Regions from separate parts of the Homo sapiens genome. Here region 1 is linked to region 2. Evidence: chromatin contacts called from ENCODE Hi-C or POLR2A ChIA-PET data. All regions are on one chromosome and are shown on one strand. Each heading gives the region's core, a stretch centred on a gene start or an enhancer-like site at or near the end of the contact. The rest is flanking DNA. Distances are from core to core; before and after follow the strand shown. Region 1 holds the start of PLD4 (phospholipase D family member 4). Region 2 holds the start of LINC02280 (long intergenic non-protein coding RNA 2280).

Region 1 (4,630 bases), core at 1,069-3,568, 260 kb before region 2:
GGCATGGAGCATGGCCATGTGGGGGCCACTGCTGCTTTCCAAAGAGGCTTCAGCATCTGCACAGGGCAGCCTGGCATCACCAGCAGCTCCAGCTCTGCCCAGAACTGCCCCTCAGTGCCTGGGCAGCTGGGCACTGGGGACACCCCTGCACAGACACCCACATAAGCCCCCAAAAGCCCCCCACTCATGCCCGAGGTCACGCCCTGGATGTTGGGGGTGTGCTTTCCACGAGGACAAGCCGTGTGGGTGTTGGAGCCCGCAGCCGGCCACATGTCACCTGTCCTGTCCCCCTGGCCAAGCCGGAAGGACTGCTGTTAAGGCGGTCCCCAGGGCTGAGCCTGGGCCAAGCACGAGGGGCGGGCGGGCGTCTGTGCCTAGCCACATGCCCCGGCTTTCTGTGTCTCCCCTTTCAGGGTCTCCCACTCAGTGAGTATCTAGGTATTTGCATCTCAGTTCCCTGTTTCAACCACAACTGAAACTGCGTCTGAAAGGGCTGTTTCTGCTTTTGTCGCTTGGTCCTCTTATTGCTGGCCTATAAATAACTGCTTCCCTCCTGGGCTGGGCTCCTGTCTTGGCCCCACGGCAGCCCCTCCAGAGAGCCACAGGTCAGAGGGGGCAGCTGAGCAGTACCCTTGCTGGAGAGGCTAGGCGTGGAGAGGGCAGAGATGGCGGCAGAGTGGGACCCCTACTGCTGGCAGAGGGGGTTGTCCTCTGCTGCAGGGACTCGCCTTATCTCCTCAGAGTGGTCACCCCACAAGGAGCTGGGAGCCAGGCCATCTGGGCCCTGTGGGATGTGGGCTCCCATCCCCACTCCTACCCCCAAAGCAAGCAGTCAGGCTGCCCCAGGTGCCACCATGGGGGAAGGGTGCCTCACAAGTACAGAGGCGCCCTCCCCGGGTGCAGGGAGGGGTCTGTGCCCAGCATGGTCACCTGGCTGGCCAGCCTCTGACTGAGACATCCACCAGGGCAGGAGCTGGCTGGCCCCTGGCTGGGATGGGGATGTCTCCGAGGTTTGGGGCCTGGGCCTGGGCAGTGCTGAGTGCCAGTGTCTGCAGCCAGGCTGGGCGCTGGGACCCAGGGCTCGGTGGGTCGGCTGTCCACCCAGGAGCAGCCAGCTCAGCCTCCAGGCCTCTGGGGTTCGTCTGGGCTGTCCTCCCACGGGTCAGGGCTGAGGGCTTTGAGAACCTGGCCTGCCTCAGCATGGGGCGGAAATGCCAGGAACACCACAGGAGTCGGGCCTGGACTGAGTCTGCCCTGGAGACCAAGCGTTATGGGGGATTGGGGGTAGGAGCATAAACCAAGTGTGGGGACAGGGGACTCAGGCCAAGTCACTGCGGCCCAACTCCCCCCACGCTGGGGGGTCCTGCAGAGGTGGGTGGGTGCCGCCCCCACCCCAGAGCTGAACTCTGGGGGATGCTCCCCCCACCCCACAGAGGAGACCTCAGGGTGCCCACCGTGTCCCCACTGTCCCCAGGGATTCAGGGCCCAGCATCGGGCCTTTGCTCTCCCCCACTAACTCTCAGAAGAGGAAACATGGAATCCTGGGCTGTGGCTGGTCAATGAGAGGAAACATGGAATCCTGGGCTGTGGCTGGGCAACGAGGTGCCAGGGCTGTTCTTGGACAGCTGCTCCCCACACTCCCTGCCCTCACCAGAGAGGACCTTTGCTCCCTTAAATGCTCCAGGCAGACGGGCAGCTCAGAGCACAGAGGCGCTGCCTCTTGCAGGCCCCATCTCAGACTTGGAGCCTGTCCAAGTCCCCTCCCAGGACTACAGACCCCAGAGCGCCTCACCACCTCCTCCTGCAATGGAACCTGGGAGGACCGCCAGCCAGGTTGGCTCAAGCTGAGAGACCCCTGCAGAGTAGGGCTGTAGCCCCCTGGTCCCATGGTAGATAGCGTAAGACCCTGCAGACATCAGAGGTCATGGCTGAAGGTGCCAGATTTCCTGCCCTGCAGGGCATTAGGCATGGCTGCCAGTCCCAGGCTGAGGTAGAGGGCCCAGCTGTCACCTGGCTGGAGAGCCAGGGCCCAGCTTATCCCAGCTGCACGGACTGGGGACGGAGCGAGTCATCTACAGGACTAGCTGGAGGCTGTGTGACTCTCTGGACCTGGGGTTGCTGGGAGGCTGAGGCCATAGGGAGGCAGACAGCAGCCCTTTCCCCATGCCTGGCTTTTCTCAGCTGCCCTGGCCTCATTGGCACATACCTCTGGGGGTCCTGCCTTGGTGTCTATCCTGATTCCAGCCGCAGACTGCAGGCCCTCAGCTCACGGGGCAGGCTCGGTGCTGCCTGTGCTCCACACCAACCTCCTCTTCTCTGCAGCTCACCTCCTCCTCTCTGCAGCTGGCTCCTTCCCCTTCCAGCTACTTCCTCTTTGTCCTGAGAGGCCCCCTCTCATCTGAGACAGAAACAGACGGCTGGAGCTGGGTGGGCGGGCTAGAGGGTAGGGCTGAGAACCTTCACCTCCAGGAAAAATCTACACCCCACTCCCTCGAGGTAGAGGCCCTCCAGTTGCGGGCCTACGAATCGGAGTCAAGTTCAGCTGCAGGCCACAGACACCTAAGGAACAGTGGCTTCAGCAAGGTTGTTCATTACTCTCGAACACTAAGCAGGTCCAGGGGCTGGCAGGCTAGAGACGGCCTTGCTAGAGATGATGGCATTGCTCCACTGCCATTGGGAGCCAGGCTCTCAGATCCCAGTCCCTAGGATCCCTGCCTTCATGGCCTCACAGTGGCTGCTGGAACTCAGCCATTGCCTCTGTGTTCTTAGCAGAGAATAAGGGACATCCCAGAGGAGACTTCCTGGAAGTCCCACAGGGCACTTCCACTTATCTGTGATCTGGAACTTGATCTAGAACTTAGTCACATGGCTACACTTAGCTGCAAGGGAGGCTGAGCAATGGAGGTAACTAGGGTCTTTATCTTGGAGAACGAAGCTGGGGCTGCTCACTGGCATATCTGAAAAGGTGGGCCTGGCTAGAAGCTCCTAGCAAGGGGCTCTGCCTCCCACTGCCCCACCCCCCGACTGGGGTCCCTGAGTAAGGTCTGGGACCTTGAGAACACTCCTACTTTCAATGAGGTCTGGGTGTCCACCCTGGCTCCTCCTTGTAAGGCCTATGTAGGGCAGGGGTCCAGGGTGATGGCCTCAGGGTGCCTGCAGGACACCAGTCAGGAGGGTGCAGTTCCCAAGGGTGGGGCCTGTCAGCTGCACCCCTGGGGCCAGTCTGGGTGGGCCAGGAAGTGAATGGGGAAGAGATCCATCCTCTCCCTAGCCCCTCCCAGATCTCTCTTCACCTTCCTGATGCTCTGATTTGGCCTTGGGTTCAGCCCTTACCTCCCGGCCATGGTTGGGGAGCCCCAGCCCTCTGGCTGGGTTGCTGGATGCCTGAATGCAGCTGGGCCCCAGGCATGCCCCCGAGGGTTGGGTCCTCCAGGGACTCTGGGTGAGGGTTACTCTGGGTATGGGGAGGGGCAGCCAGGTGGGTCCTGCTGTGACATTTGCAGGGCTGGGGCATGAGTATGAAGGGAGGCTGCCTTCCCTGCACTCAAGCAAAAGGCAGTTAGACAGAACAGGTTCTCTTCTGTCTTTTTTTTTTTCTTTTTCCTTTGAGAGAAGTCTCGCTCTTGTACCCCAGGTTTGAGTGCAACGGCTTTATCTCGGCTCACTGCAACTTCTGCCTCCCGAGTTCATACGATTCTCCTGCCTCTGTCTCCCAAGTAGCTGGGATTAAGGCACGTGCCACCACGCCCGGCTAATTTTTGTATTTTTTATTAGAGACGGGGTTTCACCATGTTGGCCAGGCTGGTCTCGAACTCCTGAACTCAGATGATCCACCCGCCTCGGCCTCCCAAAGTGCTGGGATTACAGGCGTGAACCACAGCGCCCAGTCTCTTCTGTCTGGACAACAATGGTGTGTGAGGGCCTGGAAGGCCAGGGGCAAGTGGAGGACCCCAGGGCTCCTTGGAGCACTCTCAGAAGTCCTTGCAGGAGGGCCAGCCCCAGCCAGTCCCCTCTCCGATTTCCCCACATTGTGAGGGGCCTCAATGAGCCCACATGCTACACCCAGCCCGTGGGTCTGAGCTCATTGCAGCCCCAGAAAAGCACCACGTCACCTCCCCTGGCTGCCCCTCAGGCCAGCAGGACTGGGTACAGCTCAGGCAGCTCTACCTCGGGAGGATGGATCCAGGCTTGGGGATGTTTAAGCAAGGAATCCTGGGCCTTGGGCTCAGGGTTCGGTGGACTGTCCTCTTGGCCTCTCAGGCTGCTTACCCTGGAAGAAAGATTGAGGCTGGAAGGGGCGTCTAGATTCGGGACCCAGGGCAGGCCTCTCAGTGGCTCCGAGGCTGGCTGTGTGGCCAGGAACGACCTGAGGGCAGCTCCTTGCCGGCTCTGCTCCCTGCGCTGCAGGCCCCACCCTGAGGTCTAGGGCCCTTTGGTCCCATGGGGTGTGGGGAGGGACTTTGGGGATTTCCCATGAAGCAAAACTTTTTTTTTTTTTGAGATGGAGTCTTGCTCTGTCGCCCAGGCTGGAGTGTAGTGGCGCCATCTCGGCTCACTGCAAGCTCCGCCTCCCAGGTTCAGGCCATTCTCCTGCCTCAGCCTCCAGAGTAGCTGGGACTACAGGCGCCCG
Region 2 (4,803 bases), core at 1,588-4,087:
AGTAGTTGTGGTGACCTTCCCTGTGGGATCCACCTTGCCTACGTGAAAGTAAAAGTCCAGGTATTATTATTATTATTATTTTTGCTCTGTCGCCCAGGCTGGAGTGCAGTGGCACAATCCTGGCTCACTGCAACCTCCGCCTCCCAGGTTCAAGTGATTCTCCTGTCTCAGCCTCCCGAGTAACCGGGACTACAGGCACGTGCCACCAAGCCCAGCTATTTTTTTTTTTTTTTGTATTTTAGTAGAGATGGGGTTTCGCCATGTTGGCCAGGCTGGTCTCGAACTCCTGACCTCAAGCGCTCCACCTGCCTCGGCCTCCCAAAGTGCTGGGATTACAGGCCTGAGTCACGGCACCCGGCCGGAAGTCCAGGGATTAGTTTTACACTGTCAAGGTGTATTGCATTCTGGTCTGCATCCAGTAGGTTAGTCTTATTTCCAAGGCAGAATGGTTCTCGTGTTCCCCCGCAGGCTCAGTGTCTGCCAGGCTCTTTGGAGTTATAAAGATCAAGGAAGAGACTGGACTGGAAAGCCTATTGGAACCCCTGCTTTCCATAAGGCATTAAAAATACCCTTTAAGGCTGGGCACAGTGGCTCAAGCCTGTAATCCCAGCACTGTGGGAGGCCGAGGCAGGTGGATCACCTGAGGTTGGGAGTTCGAGACCAGCCTCACCAACATGGTGAAACCCTGTCTCTACTAAAAATACAAAAATTTGCCAGGTGTGGTAGCAGGCGCCTGTCATCCTAACTACTTGGGAGGCTGAGATAGGAGAATCGCTTGAACCCCGGAAGCGGAGGTTGCAGTAAGCTGAGATCATACCACTGCACTCCAGCCTGGGTGACAGAGCGAGACTCCATCTCAGAAAAAAACAAAAACAAAAAAGAACCCTTTAAAATGCAGGTGAGTGTCTTTTGCCCCAGCAACACCAATCCTGGGTCTTTACCTCAAGATAGCACCTTAAAGGTGCTCAAAGACCAAGCTATCAGGATATTTGTGGCCCTACTGTTTAGAATTCTGAAAGAATAACCCCAGAAGTGGTTAATTTCCAACAATACATGGATTTGTTGAACACAAATTGGCTTATGCACACAGCATAATGTGCAGTCATTTAAAATATTGTGTCAGAGTTAGTGGAAACACGGTCAGGTTTTGTCACTGACAGATGTAAGTGGCATTCACGGCGGCCTGCGTTGTGTGGTTGGCATTGCGTGTGTGTCACACGCGTGGAGGCGTCTGGACAGGTGGAAAGTACCTGCAATCACAGCAACTGGCCTCGGGCAGCGGCCGTTGGTTGTTCAGAATTCTTTCGGCTTGCCTGTATTTTCTGGTGTCTTAAAACAATGACTATGTATTTTTTTGTGGCCATGTATTTTTGAGATACAGTTTTTTTTTTTTTTTTTTTTTTTTGAGACAGAGTCTTGCTCTGTCGCCCAGGCTGGAATGCAGTGGTACAATCTTGACTCACTGCAACCTCCACCTCCCGGGTTCAAGCGATTCTCCTGCCTCAACCTCCTGAGTAGCTGGGACTACAGGTGCCTGCCACCACACCCGGCTAATTTTTGTATTTTTAGTAGAGACGGGTTTCACCATTTTGGCCAGGCTGGTCTCGAACTCCTGACCTCAAATGATCCACCCACCTTGGCCTCCCAAAGTGCTGGGATTACAGGCATGAGTCACCGCGCCTGGCCTGAGATACAGTTTACCCAGAGTAAAATGCATAGAACTAAAGTGTATGAGTTTTGACAAATAAAGAGGTCCGTGGAGCCCTCACCCAGAACAAGACTGGGGGCACTGCACCACCTCAGAGGGTCCTGGCCTTCTGTAGTCTACAGTGTATTGTGGGTAACACAAGTTAATCAGAAACGTAAATTCTCAGCTGGCAGAGAGAAGCTGTGTATAAGCCTGGGCTCTCCGATTAGATCGTTCTCACCAGGGTGCTCTGCAGCCAGGGGGTGCCGGGGAAGATGCCCTGCAGGTGCCCTCTGCCCGGCCCTGGGGGAGGAGGGAGGCCCTGCTGCAGGGGAGCTGGGAGCCACTGTGGCCGCCATGGAGGCTGCCACTCTCCCAGCTCCAGTGTCACCTCGGCGGGTGGGGGCTGGTTGTGGGGACAAAAGGCCTTTGTACTCGGGACAGCCTCAGCCCTACTGTAGGGATGGGAGGAGAGAACGGCCACATTCCGAGGTTGGGGGAGGTCACTGGACACAAGGCCTTTCTTTCTGAGCTGCTAGTGCATGTCGGCCTGGCTGGGGACCCCGCTGGGGCCTCTGTGGCCGCTGAGGGCAATTCCAACCAGCTTCATGGGCAGTGGCTGGTGGGGCTGGGGGTGACTCCTGCTCTGGGGCTAGAGAGAGGGGCTCAGTCTCGGGAAGAGGGGTAGGGGCGGTGTGTGCGACTCAGCCACCCTCTGATGCTGAGGCCTGCCACCAGCCCGGTGCCAGCCCTCGGGGACGGTGCCACGCCAGGGCCTGCGGAGTGGTGGTGGAGCTCCCTGGTGGTGGAGGGTTGCCCACATCCTTCTCCTCTTCCTTTCCCTGGTCTACACCTCCCCAAGGTGTGAAAAAGCCCAGGCCCTCTCTACAGCCTGCAGGCAGCGCCATGCCCGGGGAGGGTGCAGTTTGAGGAGGGGAGGGGCCGCCTCGGGATGTTTCCATTCAGAACTGGGACCTGTGGGCCACCAGAGAACCTAAAAGCAAACATGTCTGGCCAGCGACGGGATTAACTCTCAGACTGCAAAATCAAAACACTTCCTGTTAGTGTGAGCTCACTCAGTTATTTAGGCGAAAGCACACTGCCTTCCTGAGCTGGGAGAGTTTGTCTCTCCCCGCCCTGGGGTCCCTCCTGGATCTTCCTGCCTTGACAGCCCCACAGAAAATGCTAAGAGCCCAGGAAGGTTGTGAAGGGTGTGTGTGTGTTTGTGTGTGTGTCTGTGTGCTGTGTGTGTCTGTGTGTGTTTGTGTGTGTCTGTGTGTTTGTGTGTGTGTATGTGTGTGTCTGTGTTTGTGTGTGTTGTCTGTGTCTGTGTGTCTGTGTGTCTGTGTGTCTGTGTGTCTGTGTGTGTGTCTTGTGTCTGTGTGTTTGTGTGTGTGTCTGTGTGTTTGTGTGTCTGTGTGTTTGTGTGTGTGTTTGCATCTGTGTGTTTGTGTGTCTGTGTGTGTGTGTGTTTGTGTTTGTGTGTCTGTGTGTGTTTGTGTGTCTGTGTGTGTTTGCATCTGTGTGTGTGTGTGGGTTTGTGTGTGTCTGTGTGTTTCTGTGTGTCTGTGTGTGTGTGTCTGTGTGTGTGTGTTTGCATCTGTGTGTTTGTGTGTGTGTGGGTTTGTGTGTGTCTGTGTGTTTGTGTGTGTCTGTGTGTGTGTCTGTGTTTGTGTGTGTTTCTGTGTGTCTGTGTGTTTGTGTCGGTGTGTGTCTCTGTGTGTGTTTGTGTGTGTATGTGTATTGGGAGGACAGTGGTCCCAGCTCCTCAGGGGCATCAGGCTCTGTAGCAGGGCCCACCGTCTCGGCAGGAGGGTGCAATGGCCTCACCCACACTGTCCAGGCAGTTCTCTTGGGACCCCTTTTAGCCAGCACAGGTGCCTTCTCCCTCGGCAGGAGGGTGCGATGGTCTCACCCACACGGTCCAGGCGGGTCTCTTGGGTCTCCTTTTCCAGCACAGGTGCCTTCTCCCTAGGTAAGACATTATCCATCATGGTGGTGTTTCAGATGGCAGCGCAGGGAGTGGAGATTTTGGGGCCGCAGTCTTCCCCAGCCCAAGGTGCCCCAGGGCCTGCCCTGGGATGCGGGTTCCTGCCAGAAGTGCCTTTTGCTGCGTGGAATCATGGGGAATGTGGGGTCCTCCCCAGTCAACCTGGGGAGCCCTAGCAGGGAGGTGAAGATGGGTTTAGGGGATCATAAAAAGCAAAAACCAAACCAGATCCCAGTAGAAATCTCCGGGGGAGTTGGGGTCATCTCGAACCAAGGGGAGGGAGGAGAGGGGCTGCAGGTGGGGTGGGGGGTAGTGAGAGGGGAAGAGGGTGAAGCTCTGCTCACAGGAGTCGCCCGTTGCCCAGGCTTTGTGTGCTGGGCACACAGATGCCAGCAGGTGGAAGCTGAGCATGGAGGAGGTTCTCATCAGCTCACCCGCCCTCCTCCAAGCCCCAGGCTGGCCTGGGCTACGTAGGGAGCCCTTGGGGTCAAAAGCACATCCAACCCCTATAACCTTCCCCAAGGGCGTGGACACCTGTAGGAAGGGAGGGAGATCAATTACCTTGGTTCAGATCACAGGTTTTTTTTTTTTTTTTTTCTAAAAATCAGGAAACGGCAAAGATGTAATGACCACACTCAGGTGTAAACTCTGTAGCCGGGTTTCTAAACTAGAACCTACTGATCGTGGGATAAAAATCAGGAAACGGTGAAGATGTAATAACCACACTCAGGTGTAAACTCTGCAGCCGGATTTCTAAACTAGAAGCTACTGATCATGGGATAAAAATCAGGAAACGGTGAAGATGTAATCACCACACTCAGGTGTAAACTCTGCAGCCGGGTTCTAAACTAGAACCTACTGATCATGGGATTCAGGTGTCCCTGAACTTGGATGGAAAAACGTTGCATCTTTACTTTCACCAGCCTCTAGGCTAAAGTGAGTGTTCCTCAATAGTGAATGTGGCCAAAGGACCTAGCGGTCTCCACAGAACCTGGGACTCCACCGTCAGCAAAGTCCTGTGTATTTTCCCATCGTGTTTCAGTTGCTTCGGCGTCTTGAAGCCTCATTTTTGTTCCTGCTTCAACACTGTTGGTCATGAGAGCTGCTGCTAGATCTGGATCAGTAG

What was found. Hi-C counts contacts between places; a loop is a spot of excess contacts on that map. ChIA-PET counts read pairs that join two places held with the same protein, here RNA polymerase II (POLR2A). Pooled maps may share reads with other maps.
Region 1: a loop to region 2 is called in a map with no recorded cell type, with 4 times the contacts of the local background. The contact joins the promoter of PLD4 here to the promoter of LINC02280 in region 2. A Hi-C loop is called at or near these places in 18 of 37 single-sample maps with no recorded cell type and 5 of 50 pooled maps. POLR2A ChIA-PET finds 5 or more read pairs at or near these places in 2 of 52 experiments (B cell and activated CD4-positive, alpha-beta T cell).

The regions. Positions count from the first base shown.
Region 1 is chr14:104,922,567-104,927,196 of GRCh38, reverse strand. It overlaps PLD4 (phospholipase D family member 4), which reads right to left and starts at 2,318. Exons shown (of 11, transcript NM_138790.5): 1 at 2,207-2,318; 2 at 1-56. The coding sequence starts at 56. RefSeq lists enhancers at 1,484-1,993, 1,976-2,145, 4,540-4,589.
Region 2 is chr14:104,663,592-104,668,394 of GRCh38, reverse strand. It overlaps LINC02280 (long intergenic non-protein coding RNA 2280), which reads left to right and starts at 2,837. Exons shown (of 2, transcript NR_135293.1): 1 at 2,837-3,662; 2 at 4,286-4,803. RefSeq lists an enhancer at 2,145-2,907.